2 separate regions of the Mus musculus genome follow, and region 1 is linked to region 2. A link is a loop called in an ENCODE intact Hi-C map of the cell type or tissue named here. Cell type or tissue: left cerebral cortex. All regions are shown on one strand. Links, peaks and the distances in the headings refer to the core of each region. The heading gives the core; the rest is flanking DNA.

Region 1 (8,347 bases), core at 181-8,180, 490 kb after region 2:
TTTAATTTTTTTTAATTTTTTAAATTTTTTAAATTTTTTTAATTTTAATTTTTTAATGTGGCTCCTGACCATTACTGTGAAATTTAATGGATTCTTGACTCTTTGCCTGTTCTTGGGTATTTTTCTTCTTGTTTGGTTTCTGTGTTCAACTTCAACATAATATGTATTCCATTATTTTACTATATTTTAGTTTTTCAAGTTTCGTTGTTATCTCTTAGAAGCCGATTCATTTCTACTGAGAGATAGAAAGTGAGTATATCCACAGGGGTGCAGGGAGGCAGGGAGGAATTCTGAGAAGCAGGAAGGAACCAAACTATATCCAGGATATATATTGCATGACAAAAGAATCTCTTTTCAATAAAAGAGAGAAAACAATTTAAAAATGAAAGTGAAGAAGAGGATGAAGAAGAGGAAGAAGAGAAAGGTGAAGGAGGAGGAAGAAGAAGAAGAAGAGGAGGAGGAGGAGGAAGGGGAAGAAGGGGAAGGAGAGGGGAAGGAGAAGGGGAAGGGGAAGGAAACACTAGGATCCTAATAATTAAAGGAGATGATGAAATAAAACAGAGATAAAATAATTCATATAGATGAGGCAGAATGTTTCAAATGTAAAGTGGTGATAGTAAATGGAGAATAAGGGAATGGTGTAGGATGAATCAAAGTTAAGTGTTATGAGGAAGGTAAGATGAAATCTAGGATCATTCAATGTTGTGATACTAGGAGTAAAGGACAGTGCATTATTAAGTAAAAAGAGACAAAAGTTATAATTTTAACTCTATGACAAACTGTTGAGAAATAATGAAGAGCTAATATTTGGCTAGTATACATTTGGTAATATCGATGTGTTGATGGAATAATTTTATGTTCAGGTTAATATAACATTTATAGATCTGCTGAAACAGTATTTTTATCAAAAATGATAAATTCAAAGAAAATCTATGCGAAAGTTGTGATATGCAGCTAAGACTTGGAGTTTTCTTATTAGCATTGTTCCAGTGATCTTGAGTGGGTCATGATTTAGGGTGATGTGAGATACATGTTTGCAGAAAGCTGAATAGAAAGAACAGGGATGAGCTTTGTGTTTTATTTTGACTTAGGTATATTTCAACAGAGGTACCTACATGTGTAGACAGTGTAGATCCCAGAAGACACGAGTTATTAACTGAACATGTCAGTGCCAGTCAAAGGACAACTCAATTTGAGTTAATGGTCAGAGAGTCCTCATAGGTGCCACAAAAGTATAAGATATTGTAGTTTCTCTAGGTTACATAATAACTCCATAATGAACCTCTTTTCTGAGAAAGAATTTAAATACTGAATAGATTTTAAGCGCCAAAGGAATGGGGTGTCTCCAAGGAAACTATCTTCCAGACATAACAGGACTCATGCACATATGAACTACAGAGTCTGAGACAGCATGCACATTTATGCACAGACTCAATCCAAATGAAGACCCAGTGTTGAGAGAAGAACACAGCCACAAGTTCTCAACTCTAAACAAGAAGTCTCTGAAATTGAACCTCACAAGCAAAGGAAAAATTTGCTTTCTCCAATGGAGCATTATTGGGCTTATTAACCACACTTAAGGGTAGACACATGTCCAGCAACAGAAGGTCAATACAAAATGAACTCAACAATATTTTTATACATATTTATTCTCATGTCAATTTGTGCATTTTTTTCAACTTGTCTTTTTCTATATGTTTGCAAAGTGCAGTTTTATGAGTTTTCTTTTGTATTTGAGAGAGAGAGAGAGAGAGAGAGAGAGAGAGAGAGAGAGAGAGAGAGAGTGTGTGTGTGTGTGTGTGTGTGTGTGCATGTGGGTATTTCTTATTAATTGAAAGTTTTTTGATCAATCTTTAATTTTTGTTACATTTTTTCCTTTCTCCAGGAAGAATAAAAGGCTGTTTTGCTGTGTTGAGGTTATGAGGAAGGAGCTGCCATAAGTTTGGGGAAGGAATCAGTGATGTGAATAAATTGTATGTATTTTTCCAAAAATATACAAAAGAATAAAAAAAGAAAATATAAATTCTTGAAGACCTTGATGAGGAATCTTCACTGAGTTTGAACACAAAATCATTATATCTCAATCACAATAAGTACAAGTCAGTTCATAAATGCAAAAAAAGGAAATCACAGAGGATACACAGTCCTTTCCACAACAATATCCGTATATTGGGATTTTTAGACCCATTCCACGCACTGCTTGTCCTCAACTCACTTTGAGGTAGATTTCATTTTTAAGCAATTAATTCTTTAATTAATTAATTAATATTTATTTACTTATTTATTTATTTATTTAATGTATTTGAGGACACTATCACTCTCTTCAGACACACTAGATGAGGAACCAGACCCCATTATAGATGCTTGCGAGCCACCATGTGGTTGCTGGAATTGAACTCAGGACCTCTGGAAAAACATTCAGTGATCTTAAACACTGAGCCATCTCTCCAGCTCAGCAGGTAGATTTCTTGTGGCTTAGCCTGAATTTGCCCAATCTTTCTAGAGCAGTAAGGTATTTCTGCAACTCCAGTGTTGACAGGGCTCAGCTGTATGGAGAAATTGTTCTTGTTTATTGATAGGAAGTCGCTAATATCTTAGTGACTAAATGTAATTTGTTTCTACATTATCACTAATAATCTCCCAAATTCATCCTATTTCCTAGTGGAAATTGGATCCATCTCTGGAAGTTCCCATTTGGTTTTGTTTGTTTGTTTGTTTGTTTGTTTGTATGTTTGTTTGTCTGTTTGTTTGTTTATGTTTTTATTGGGTATTTATTTCATTTACATTTCCAATGCTATCCCAACAGTCCCCCATATGCTCCCCCACCCACTCCCCCACCCACCCACTCCCACTTCTTGGCCCTCTCATTCCCCTGTACTGAGGCATATAAAGTTTGCACAACCAATGGGCCTCTCTTTCCACTGATGGCCGACTAGGTCATCTTCTGATTCATATGCAGCTAAACACACGAGCTACAGGGGGTCCTGGATAGTTCATATTGTTGTTCCACCTATAGTGTTGCAGAACCCTTTAGCTCCTTGGGTACTTCTTTAGATCCTCCATTGGGAGCCGTGTGACCCATCCAATAGCTGACTGTGAGAATCCACTTCTGTGTTTGCTAGGCCCCGGCATAGTCTCACAAGAGACAGCTATATCTGGGTCCTTTCAGCAAAATCTTGCTACTGTATGCAATGGTGTCAGCGTTTGGAAGCTGATTATCGGATGGATTCCTGGGTATGGCAATCTCTAAATGGTCCATCCTTTTGTCTCAGCTCCAAACTTTGTCTCTGTAACTCCTTCCATGGGTGTTTTGTTCCCAATTCTAAGAAGGGGCAAAGTGTCCACACTTTGGTCTTCGTTCTTCTTGAGTTTCATGCATTTAGCAAATGGTATTTTATATCTTGTGTATCCTAAGTTTCTGGGCTAATATCCACTTATCAGTGAGTACATATTGTGTGAGTTCCTTTGTGATTGGGTTACCTCACTCAGGATGATGCCCTCCAGGTCCATCCATTTGCCCTGGAATTTCATAAATTCATTCTTTTTAATAGCTGAGTAGGTCTCCATTTGTAATAAGGTGTAAATGGGGGAAATCAGGGTCTTTGTTGCATTCATGAGGCTGTAACTGGGCTAGAGCAGCTGGGGACAGAAGAGCAACAGTGAGTCTTAAGAGAAGATGCATCACTCCATGTATACATTGATGAATATTTGGAAATCTCACATACAGGAGACAATAGAAAGAGAGGAACTACAGTGACACTCGTGAAAAATGAACAATTTTTAAAAATCACATTGAGAAGGAAATAGAATCGAACAAATGTATTGTGCAATTCAATCTGTTTACCATAGTGCATTTCCATGCATTTAATGAGATGAGTGTAGAGAGGGAATTTCACACACAGGATCCTAATTGGTGGAGAATATGTGTGCTTAGAAATCTTTATCTTGCAACATTATGAACTAACCAATAGCCCAGAGCTCTTGACTATAGCTGCATATGTATCAAAAGATGGCCTAGTCGGCCATCACTGGAAAGAGAGGCCCATTGGACAGGCAAACCTTATATGCCCTAGTACAGGGGAATGCCAGGGCCAAAAACGGGAATAGGTGGGTAGGGGAGTGGGGGGGGTGGGGGGGACTTTTGGGATAGCATTGGAAATGTAATTGAGGAAAATACGTAATAAAAAATACAAAAAAGAGAAAGCTTTATCTCTAACTATGTACCTTTTTAATCCAGTGTTCTGCCGCAGACCTCTGTGTCCCTGTGTCTTCGTGGAACGGGGTCTCTCGACGCGGGTGGGCAAAGTGTGGATGAATGACAGACACGCAGGAGAGTTTGTGTGGAATCTGAATGTAATTTTACAACTGGAGCATCAGACTTTTTATGCAGAGGACAATAAGGAAGTTGGGTGACATATTCGCAAGGTACAATTGAGGTAACCGGAATCTTACATAAAACAGAGGAATGTAAACACAAAAGTTCTAATGGGAACCACCCAGGATAGAATACATTGATAACAGCTGGGATCAACAAGGGCTCCACCTAAAATTCACTAATCTTAGAAGCCAAGGTCAAGGGCTTCGCGTCCTTGCCACAGTTCCTATTTTAGTCTCTTGTATAGTCCACCTTCCCCTTAGGCCATTGTAAATACGTGTGTATGGGTGTAACTCTGCTATAGTATCTATGCTGGTTTCTCCTTTGGTCTGAAACTTCCTTCTTCCTAAGTGATGGTAAATTCCTGTGTTAAGGGAGTGACTTAGCTTTTACAATCTTGCTGAATTCTAAACCCTTGATATTGGTCAGGGATGCCCTTGGACTGTTGGAACACTGGTGGAAGGCTTTAGCCATGTCAGAGCACTTATAATAGGAAAATACTGAAAGAGAGCACGTGGATCCATACTCTAGACTAGCGCGGTAATGGAACTTGGGAATGAAAAATTAATGTATGGGTAGAGAACACTAGACTCCAGGAGGAGAGCTTCCTTGAAACTCTTTTGCCTCATGAGTGACTTTTAAGCCTTTCGGGTTGTCCAGTTGACTTGACCAGAGAGCGTAGCAGTGTTCTCTTATTTCTTGGTAGTGCATGTGTTAGTAAAGTGTTTCAGGATTTGATGTTTCCCTAATGAAGACAGATATGAAATATTGACCCTGTAATGATGAAAACCAAGAGCACTATGTAGGAATATGTATGTAATCATGTGTATTTAAATATCTGAAGTAGAGCTACTCATATTTAAACAGCAATACATACTGCATAAATACAGATTACTCAAAAATATTGTGTTCTAACCTTGGGTTCACACATTGGATCCACAAAATATTGCAGGATAGAAAGAGGAGGACCAGTTTAATTCATGTTCTCTCTTCCTTAACTGGTCAAAAACCATGTGATGTTCTGTGAATTGTCAGTTTACAGGGCAGCATCCTCTAGATATCAATGAGTTAACACTATAAAGGAACATGTATCCCTGTAATCCAGGGTGCTAAATGGTTTTACTTGGCATTTCAGAATGCCTGTTGTGCTGGGTAATGTTTATAATACTGTACATCATACTCCAGTATATGAGATACTGATGGCTCGCATAAGTTGAATTGCACAGAAGTGCATGCCTATTTAAGTAGTGTGGATTTACATAGAAATCCTCCTCTTATAATGTAATCCATTAGCAAATATCCAAATTTCATAATATTATAAATAGATAATATGTGCTTATTCCCCTAAGTTAAACTAATATGAGGATCATATTACTTGCTGATCTGGTACAGTGTCTATGCAGGAGCTTTCCTTGACTAAGTTGATATATTGATTTATACCATTTTTCTATTTTCCCCTTTCAAAGTTAATGAATTTTCCCTTCTCGTGTGGTTGGGCCATATTTTTATTGATCACAAACCCTAGGAGATCCTTTTAGAAGTGTGTATATTTGATGGCTATGAAGACCACCTAAGTAAGGAACTGGGCACCATTTCACAATCTAGGTCACTTTGAGGATAGGATTGTGTCTGGAAACTGGCTCATCTTCTCATTCTGATATCTTCACAGAATGATACAACATGGTTTCCTCAGGGGTCAGACAAACATATAAAATGCAGGATTATCCATTTTAGAGATGTTTTAGAAAATCTCTGGAATCTTTACTCAGTAACCTAACTCTGACATCACTTATGGACAAATTCTGCTGCTGTGACACCATCTGGAATTACTGAACAGTCCTCAACAAAGAACTGAGGATCACTCACACCCGTTATCCCGAAGTCTGTAAAACTGGTCTTGTATCACTGTAGTTCGTGTTCTGTAATAGCCATGTGATTATAGTGCAGGATATTGGGAACAGTGCAGACTATGAGATTAGAAACAGTGATCAATGTATATAACTGCACATCCACCCCACCCCACCCCAAATCTCATGAAAGGACCAGGAATGATTAAAAATATTTGTTGAGAATACCCAGTTGGTGGTAGAAAATACTTTAAACCCTTGATTCGGGAAGTAGGGACAATTGGATCTGAGTTTGAGGCAAACCTTGTCTAGAGTGGTAGTTCCAGGTCAAGCAGCTTTGTACAGAGAAACTATGTCTGGAAAAACAAAGCAAAACAAAACAGTACTTTAAGAGCATATACCAGAAATTAAATCTTGATTGTGTGATCAGCCACTTCTGCGCCAAAATTATTGACCCAATTATGGTAGATACATGTGCTCACATTGACACCAACATTGGTATAAGGATATAGTTTTACTACACCTACCCTAGCTCTGAATAAAAACACAAAGACATACTTTTATTAATTATAGATTTAAAACTTATCTTGCTCTTGTTCTCAACTAGCTTTATATTGTTGGAAGCCGCCCTCACATTCGCCGTTGCAAGATGGCACTGACATCCTGTGTTCTAAGTGGTAAACAAATGCACACCTTGCGCATGTGCCAAGGGTAGTTCTCCACTCCATGTGCTCTGCCTTCCCCGTGAAGACAGCTCGGCCGATAGGCTGCAGCCAATCAGGGAGTGACACGTCCTAGGCGGAGGATAATTCTCCTTAAAAGGGATGGGGTCTCGCCATTCTCTCTCTTGCACTCTTGCACTCTTGCTCTCTTGCTCTCTGGCTCCTGAAGATGTAAGCAATAAAGCTTTTGCCGCAGAAGATTCCGGTTTGTTGCGTCTTTCCTGGCCGGTCGCGAACGCGTGTAAGAGTTGGTGCTGGAACCCGGGACGAGAAGACCTGGGACAAGAAAACCCGGGACGAGAAAACATGGGACGGAATTTACCATCACCGGCGCAAGGAAGATCCCTCATTTCGGAACCAGAACTGTGGGTCACGGTCATAAAGGTTCCCGTAAAACAGACTGTTGAGAAGGATCCAGCCTGGATTCAGAACTCCTCAGCTGGGGAACGGTGGTAATGAAGTGTTCCCGTAAAACAGACTGTTGAGAAGGATTCAACTGCGTGAATTCAGAACTCTTCAGCTGGGGAACAGGGGACCCATAAGTATAGCTTTACAAGGTAAGTCTGGTCTTGAACTTTCTAACGAAATTCAAGACAGTCTATCAGAAGTAAAGTGGGAAATAGCTTTACAAGGTACGTCTGGCCTTGAACTTTCTAACGAAATTCAAGACAGTCTATCAGAAGTAAAGTGGGAAATAGCTTTACAAGGTATGTTTGGCCTTGAACTTTCTCTAGTGTTAGGAGCCTTTTTGTTCCTTTTCACATGTTATCAAGTGGTTAAGGCAGAGCTGAAAATTCTGGATGAAATTCAGGGCAATCTATCAGAAGTAAAGCGGGGAGAGAGAGTAGGAGCAAAGAGGAAATATGGCGCACAAAATAAGTATACAGGCCTTTCCACGGGTCTTGAACCCGAGGAAAAGTTTAGGTCAGGTTAGAATACCTGGGGAGAGATTAGAAGGAAGGAAAAGAAAAAAGATCAATTAGCGGAGGTCTCTAGGAGAAGGAGCTTATATTCATCACTAGATGAGCTCAAGGAGCCAGCTCTTAGTAGCTCTGAATCAGATGAAGAATTCTCCTCTGAAGAAACAGACTTGGAGGAGGAAGCAGCTCGTTATGAGAGAAAAAAGTACCAGCCAGATAAAATGCTAGCTAATCAGTTAAGGAAAAAGCCAAAAGCGGCTGGCGAAGGCCAGCATGCTGTTCAGCCTCCGGGCAGTCGGCTTCAAGGTCATAGTGCACTTCCACCCTATGCGGAGCCCCCGCCCTGCGTAAGGCGTCAGCCCTGCGCAGAGAGGCAATGGACAGAGAGGCAATGCGCAGACTCGTTCATTCCTAGAGAGGAACAAAGGAAAATGCAACAGGCATTTCCGGTCTTTGAAGGAGCCGAGGGTGGGCCTGTCCACG
Region 2 (8,347 bases), core at 107-8,106:
GACAATGTCCTAAATCACCAGCAGGAATTACTGAGCAGTCCTCAACAAAGAACTGAGGATCACTGTCACTCCCGTTATCCCAAAGTCTGTAAAACTGGTCTTGTATCATTGTAGTTAGTGTTCTGTAATAGTCATGTGATTACAGGGCAGGATATTGGGAACAGTGCAGACTATGAAATTAGAAATAGTGATCAATGTATATAACTGCACATCCACCCCACCCCACCCCAAATCTCATGAGAGGACCTCGGATGATTAAAAATATTTGTTGAGAATACCCAGTTGGTGGTGGAAAATACTTTAAACCCTTGATTCAGGAAGTAGGGACAATTGGATCTGAGTTTGAAGCTAACCTTTTCTAAAGTGGTAGTTCCAGGACAAGCAGCTTTGTACAGAGAAACTATGTCTGGAAAAGCAAAGCAAAACAAAACAGTACTTTAAGAGCAACATTGGACATATACCAGGAATTAAATCTTGATTGTGTGATCAGATACTTCTGCTCCAAAGTTATTGACCCAATTATGGTAGATACATGTGCTCACATTGACATCAACATTGGTATAAGGATATAGTTTTATTATAACTACCCTTGCTCTGAATAAAAACACCAAGATGTATATTTATTAATTATAGATTTAAACCTTATCTTGCTCTTGTTCTCAACTAGCTCTATATAAGCAATATGACAGTTTTCTTCTCCCCAACTCCACCTAGATTCTCACTCCTTTGCTACCAACCTAACTTCATACCCTTCCTTTCACTCACTCTTTAACCAAACACAAACTAAAACAGAAAAGCAAGAATCAATTTCTGTCTCTTTGTCTCTCTCTGTTACTATCTACCCCATCTCTCTTATCACACACACTCAAATACACACACATACATACATATGTACATACATACATATATACATACATACATGCATACATTTACACAGACACAAACTCAAAAGAAGACAAAATTTGAACTCAAATACACATAAAAAACAGTAAGACAAAAAATAATGCCTAAATAAAGCTATATGTATAAACTCTCTATAAATATGCTCTTGTGTTGGTTTTGTTTGTCCACCTCCTGGCCATAGGGCCTACATTCTAGTGTGGTTGATACAGAAAGTGAGACTCCATTGAAGAAGTTAAATTGTCCATTGTAAATGAATACCAGTTACAAATAGATTCTTAGCTAGTGTTTGGAGCACATGGCCGTCTTCCCCCTCTCAGGCTCCCACTGGCTTGAACTAATCTGAGCCCTATGCTTGTTTCCATAGTTTCTGTGAGTCCATACGTGCATCAGCCCGATTGTTTCTGGATGAGCATGTTTCATTAGAGTCATCCATCATCTCTGACTATTCCAATCTTCCTTCCCAAAGTCCATTAGTCCTGGGAGGAAGGTTTGATGAGTACAAACCACTTAGTACCAGTGCTCTAAAAATTATCCATTTCTGGTTCTCTCTTCCTTCCAATCTACTGCAAAACATCTCTCTGATGGTGGATAGATGAGTTACTGGTTTAAGTATATGGATATGTAAATAAAAATCAGTTTATGCATATACTGCTCTATCAGAACAGTGGCATATTATTTTCCCTTAGGACCATGGCCTATCCAATTTCAGTTCCTTGGGAATTCTAACAGAGTCAGCCACGGCAAATGCTAACCATAACTGTAACCCTAAACCTAACCCTAATCCTAATTTTATAAGCCTCAAATTCCATCAATGAATAAATGATTAATCTTAAAATGTTTGTGCCCCTATTGTATAAACAAAATCCACAAGCAGGCAACTATTGTAGACAACAGGGTTTATAGCTAGATTGATTATTACTTTTCTCATCCAATGCCACACAAAGTACCTCCAGTATTATGAACACTAATCAACAGGAATGAAACCTCTACTTGGGGACAAGCTCAGCTTCTGTGTTCATTGAGATATATAAGTGTTGTCTTGAACCATATGGTGTTAAAATTAGTTTGTGGACAGAAACAAGTAGACGTCAGAACAGTCTGAATTATTTGACAGTATCTATGGACACTCTTTGGTCAGTGACTCAATTTGAGAATACTCATCCAGTAATTACCATCTTCACCATTTACAACTATTCACTGAAGTTGAACATAACAATAATTTGGAATCTTCTGCTGTGCGAATTTGAAGCCTAAGACTGAGTGGAACCATAGCTCTGAACTACCTGTCACCAAACATCCACCAGCTTTAAAAAAACAAAACACAGACAGAATCATTCATGAACATCTTAATAAGGACCTAGGGTGAATAATAGGAATGGAAAGCTGTTCACCTAAGAGCAAACAGGAAACCACAGAGACCAGAAGAAAAGTGAAATCATATTATCTTACGATATAATAAGAAGGAACAGAGCTGAAAACCAGCCTGAATTACTATACAGCTGATAACTGAGGCTATGACAATGTGCTATTTGAGCACAGTAGTATGTGGCAGTATCTGCAGTGTCCACACTGGTGATCTTGAGGAATACCTGGTTGTTGGAGGTATCCTTGGAGATTGTGAGCCGGCTCTTCAGGGATGGGTTATAGTACTTATCATCATTCCACCAAATGTGTGCCAGCCACTCTAGACCCTTCCCTGAAGGCTGACGAATCCAGCCTATACCCATATTAGAAGTGCTCAGTGAAAACCCAGAGAAAGAACAAGTCAGACTGAGGGTCTGGGAGGGCTGCAATATCCCAGGGCCAGACTCTTTCAGAGTAACCTGGGACAGGACATCTGTGGAGAAAAAGAAAAAGGAGAAGGTAAGTTTGGAACAGGTGAGGATAGAAAAGTTTAGCCCTTAGGAAGTCTTGGCACTCACATGCAGGGACAATCAGTAGCAAGAATGAAGAAGTAAGCCTGCCCATGGCTGCACGATTGTGAGTACACAGGCCCAGCTTTGGCTTTTCAACCCAAGGTTGGGTGGATCCAGGAGAGATTTGCATTCCCTCACCAGGTGCTGCCTCTGATGGTATACTTAAGTTTTAGGACTCAGGTATCAGTCTATGATGGGAGATGCAGGAACCCTCAAGTGAATTCATTTTTGCTTACCATAGAGAGTATGTAACACACAAGGCCAGGTTCCTCAGTACACAACTCTGCTGATGAGTGGTGTTGGGATGCAGTAGAGTTGAGAGAGACACTCACTCTAACACAAAGGGCCCAGACTCTGTTCACTCATCTAGGAATCACTTCCCTATGATTTTCCATGGAGGGCAGATGAGATTCAAAGTGGAGATTTTACTCCTACCTTGATGACACTCTGTGTGAATCTTACCAATATATATTTTTTCACAAAGTTGATACATTAATTGTATACTTCTTGCATAATGTAAGAGTATATACCATCCCAAGGCTGGTAATTGTGAATACTATAATTCCTTGAAAAAGAGTGATTTCATTGACTTTATTTATGTGTCAAGTTCCTGGCTCACATATTTGAGATTTCTATCTATTTAATACTCAGTAGCTTCTTCTTTATATTGACCTGTATTTGTGATAACTTTAAAATCAACAGCAGAATACATAAACAGGAAGCAGGGAGTTTATTCAATTCACTCAGTTGCAGATAATCTTGGAAGAAGGCACAGTGGGCAGAGGCTTCTTGAAGGCACAGCACACAAGCTTATAGTATTGTTCAACAACCTTCAGAAATGTTAAGACACAATGCATACACCTTTGTTCTTATCAGTATTGATGTTTTAGAACTTAGAGAGAATGAGATTTGCCTAACTTTGATCAACATTATGCAGTGATTTGTTGGCATGAACATGACTGAATATAATGAAAAAAGCCTGTTTAGCTGACTAATTTCATTAAAGAAGTCTACACCAAAAGCAATCAAGTTCCCTTTATGAATAAAACATCTTCCTACTTTCAGATGTTTGAAAGATAAAAATATCAAGGTATGTCCAAACCATAAAATAGGATCTTAGCACAAATTTGTGTCAACATAAGGAAGAGAAAACAATCCCAGAATGCTGAGTGCCATCTGAGGACCTGAACCATTAGTGTAAGATGTGCAATAAGACCTGAACACTTGCATTCCTTTTCCAGGGGGTTGTCAATGTTAAAATGATTTTTATATATGAGTAGATTATGTATCTTGAAATAGAAGAATTTCTGATATTGTCTCCATGAGACTCAAAGATCATTGTGTACATTCTCATCAGGCAAGGGGAAGGGTCTACAAGAAGGCAAAGATCCTAGAATGGATGACACAGAGGCTAAGTTGACAGGTTTGTATTAAGGGGCTAAAGTGACAGAAAAAGTGCTGGTTCCTGAGTCAGAAAAGAGACTCTTCAGAAGACAGAATAGCTTTTCTAACCAGGAACACGGATGTTTCATTTCACATGCTTTGTCCATGAAGGGCATAGAAGTGCGATGTTGTCTTAAGTCTGTGCTAGGAGCTGCAATGAATGAGAACATTTTTTTCCTGAGTTTCTCAGAGGTGCTTGAAGTAATTCTGGGTCCAAGTCCATAAATGTACACACAGAGATATGGACAACTTGGTAAAAAATTAAAATACAGAAATGTAATTAAACTAGATTTTATAAAAATTTATATATAAAGCACTATGCCACATATGGCTCAAGAATGAAACAGATTTCTCTAAATTACTGTCACATTAACTCATTCATTTAGATTATTTCACTGATATACTTTATAAAATTCCTGCACTCAGGTATACTCAGCTAGAGAGCTTATTTCCAACTCAACTAGAGTGTTTATGTTTTTCTAATAAGTGCCATAATCATTTCTGTGTCTCTATGTTCATTTCAAGGACATTTGATGGGGGAAAAAGCACTGCAGATGGGACGAGTAATGGCTAAGTTGGAACTTCCAATCCATCCTACAGAAACTATCAAGCACTTGGATTGAAATTGACTGTACTATCATGGGATTTATTTGAGGAAGGCATGTTATATATTGATGTTGTATATAATAGGATTCTCATATGTACAGGGTACAGCAGCAACCAGACTTTCCTTTAGATGATGTGTAAAGTCTGCTACCAGAGACAGGATCTAATCTCGTAAGGTGCAAATGGCATCCAGGCAGGGAAAAGAAAGTGAATTTCTTATCAGAAACTATTAGGAACCTCGGGTGTATCCACAGTAGGCTAGAATTCTAAAATTCTAACAGTGGAAAACTCTTTCTTGACAAGCTAATACAATGTTCTAATTTACAAATACACTCAAGGGGAAAATATACAGAAAAGTAAGAGATAAAAATAAAAATAATGAGTTTGAGGCCAGCCTGGTCTAAAGAGTGAGTTTCAGGACAGCCAGGGCTACACAGCGAAACCCTGTCTTGAGAAACCAAAATAAATAAATAAATAAATAAATAAATAAATAAATAAATAAATAAATAAATAAATAAATAAATAATATAAATAAATAAATAATATAAATGAAAATAAAATGTACAATAAAAATAAGATAAATAAAATACAAATAAAAAATTGAGGAAGACCAGGCTGTGAAAATATGTCCAGCTTCTCCCCCTCTCCTTCTCCTGAGCTGAGGATTTCATGTGGCAGTGGGACCCAGGTCTCCTACCTTCCCAATAGAGCTTCATTGATTCAGCATTGTGGATGGAACATCAAAAGGTTATGTTCCCAATTCACAATCACTCATATTTTCCAACTGAGAAAATCCCTTCTGCCAGGGGAAAGAAGTTACAGATAGATTTACAGATCCAACTAACGGTGAAGGTGATGACCGAATGCTTGACACATCATGGTTTAAATTTTCTGTCATTCTGTTATTTGCATATGAATTGGGTTTTTTCCTTCCAATAATGTTAATATGCAATGAATAAAACATATGCACAATTACTTAACAAATAACTTTTATTGTCCTAAACTGGTAGTCTTGTCACAGGAGCTCCGTCACATGTATTTTTTTTTTTTTATTTTTTACTGTTCCATTGCTGTAAAGAGACAGCATGACCAAGGCAACTTATAAAAGGAAGTGGTTTCCTGGGGCTCACTTACAATTTCAGAGGTGTAGTCCATTATTATCATGGTAGTGACCATGAGGTGCACAGACAGGGACTGGAACAGTATCTGAGACCTTTACATCCTGGTCCCTAGGCAGAGATTCTAGGCTTGGTGCCCCCAACACCTCCAGTGTGTGAGGCTTATGGAGGCCATACTTATTCAAACCACCACAGAAGGGAAAGATAGAACTTGGAAGAGAAAGGCTGTGAGTATTTTCTGTCCCAAGTACTGGAATTGTAAAGGTCCTTAGGGCAGCAGGAGAAAGTGGCTGAGGGGTTGTGGAGGGGAGTGATTCTGGGGAGTTGGGGAAAGGCATAAGTTTGAAGGGCAGAAAAGGCAGCCCAGAGACACTTGGGGAGGTTGGGGCAGTGGATGGAGTGGGAATGTGATGGTATTGCTCCAAGGGAGGGGAGCCCACACCTTTCCATAGACAGGATGATGATCCAAGGGAGAGGCACTCAGGCCTTTCCACAAGACCATCACATGTATCTTATGATCACTGAAGTGTGTGATGTTTGGAAAGGAAGCCTCAGAGTCTCCTAGGACTGCCTCACTCTCACTCTCCAGATGTTTCTCTGTACCTACTACAGCTTCTCTCTTAGTGAAAGTTGAATCTACACCACCCCCTGCTGGTCCTATCCATCCTCAAAGGGACTTGTTTCTGAGCACACAGGGAACCTGTTCACTGTGTCTTCAAAGCTCCATCTTAGTGGTGGCAGAGCTCTGCCTCAGAGTGAACTAGTTCTTGAATGGGTAAACTGACAGTCTGAAGGATTCTTCAGTGATTGCTCCACAATTTGTAAAGTCCTTATCCTCTTTTCTTTCTTCCTGAAGGTGAGCAGTCATGAAGAGGCTCTCATCTCGCAATAGTCATGAGCCATTGTAACACAATGCAGAGGTTCACTGGGAGGGTCTTGAAGCACGGTGGGAATAGGAGCTCAGCTAATTCAATAATGATTCTGGTCAGTAGTAGATACAAGCTCTCAGTTCCAGTGCTCTTTCTTCACCCAAGGACTCTTATTTTTCTTTCCTCTCCTCTCACGCTTTTGCCTTCCCTTTTTTTTCTCCTTCTTTATTCCTTCTCACCTTTCTCTCTTTTTCGCAACCAGAGAGCCTGAACCAAGGCTTTTATCTCCTAATATTTAACAAGGCTTTGGTCATTAGGACTGGAACTCAAGCAGGTCAGCAAGCAGGAGCTGATGCAGAGACCATGGAAGAATGTTCTTTACTGGTTTGTCTCCCCTGGCTTGCTCAGCCTGCTCTCTTATAGAACCCAAGACCCAGGGATGCCACCACCCACAATGGGCCCTCCCCCTCTTGATTACTAATTGAGAAAATGCTTGAAAGCTGGATCTCATGGAGGCACTTCCCCAACTGAAGCTCCTTTGTGTAACTCTAGCTTGTGTCAAGTTGACACACAAAACCAGCCAGTACACATAGTGAACCAGAATGTTTCACTACAAATGATTTTATCCCCCTGCCTTCTTCTGCAACAAACATGGAAAAAAATCACCAACTGAAGGGCTTATAATTTTGACTCATCCCACTCTTTTTTTTTTTTTGCTGTGTAAAAGATCTTTTTTTTTAATTAGGTATTTTCCTCATTTACATTTTCAATGCTATCCCAAAGGTCCCCCATACCCACCCACCCCCAATCCCCTACCCACTCACTCCCCCTTTTTGGCCCTGGCGTTCCCCTGTACTGGGGCATATAAAGTTTGCAAGTCCAATGGGCCTCTCTTTGCAGTGATGGCCGACTAGGCCATCTTTTGATACTTATGCAGCTAGAGACAAGAGCTCCCGGGTACTGGTTAGTTCATATTGTTGTTCCACCTATAGGGTTGCAGTTCCCTTTAGCTCCTTGGGTAATTTCTCTAGCTCCTCCATTGGGGGCTGTGTGACCCATCCAATAGCTGACTGTGATCATCCACTTCTTTGTTTGCTAGGCCTCGGCATAGTCTCACAAGAGACAGCTATACCTGGGTCCTTTCAGCAAAATCTTGCTAGTGTAGGCAATGGTGTCAGCATTTGTAAGCTGATTATGGGATGGATCCCTGCATATGGCAATCACTAGATGGTCCATCCTTTCATCACAGCTCCAAATTTTGTCTCTGTAACTCCTTCTATGGGTGTTTTGTTCCCATTTCTAAGAAAGGGTAAAGTGTCCACACTTTGGTCTTCATTCTTCTTGAATTTCATGCGTTTGGCAAGTTGTATCTTCTTCACTACAGTCAGAATGGCTAAGATCAAAAACTCAGGTGACATCAGATGCTGGCGAGGATGTGGAGAAAGGGGTACACTTCTCCATTGTTGGTGGGATTGCAAGCTTGTACAACCAC

The links. Peaks named below come from ENCODE experiments on the same cell type or tissue, not always from the same donor. Only the 100,000 strongest peaks of a DNase experiment are listed, where the experiment ranks them.
Region 1: a loop joins it to region 2, with 8 times the contacts of the local background. A loop is called at or near these places in 17 of 42 quality-filtered maps.

What each region holds. Positions count from the first base shown.
Region 1 is chr12:115,551,181-115,559,527 of GRCm38, forward strand. It overlaps Igh. Among named protein-coding and RNA genes, the nearest start is that of Mir6388, 140 kb to the right of the region's middle. In left cerebral cortex, for the core only: no CTCF peak of the experiment used is centred there; no DNase peak of the experiment used is centred there.
Region 2 is chr12:115,065,132-115,073,478 of GRCm38, forward strand. It overlaps Igh and Ighv8-5. Among named protein-coding and RNA genes, the nearest start is that of Gm30948, 190 kb to the right of the region's middle. In left cerebral cortex, for the core only: no CTCF peak of the experiment used is centred there; a DNase peak (open chromatin) is centred at 3,205.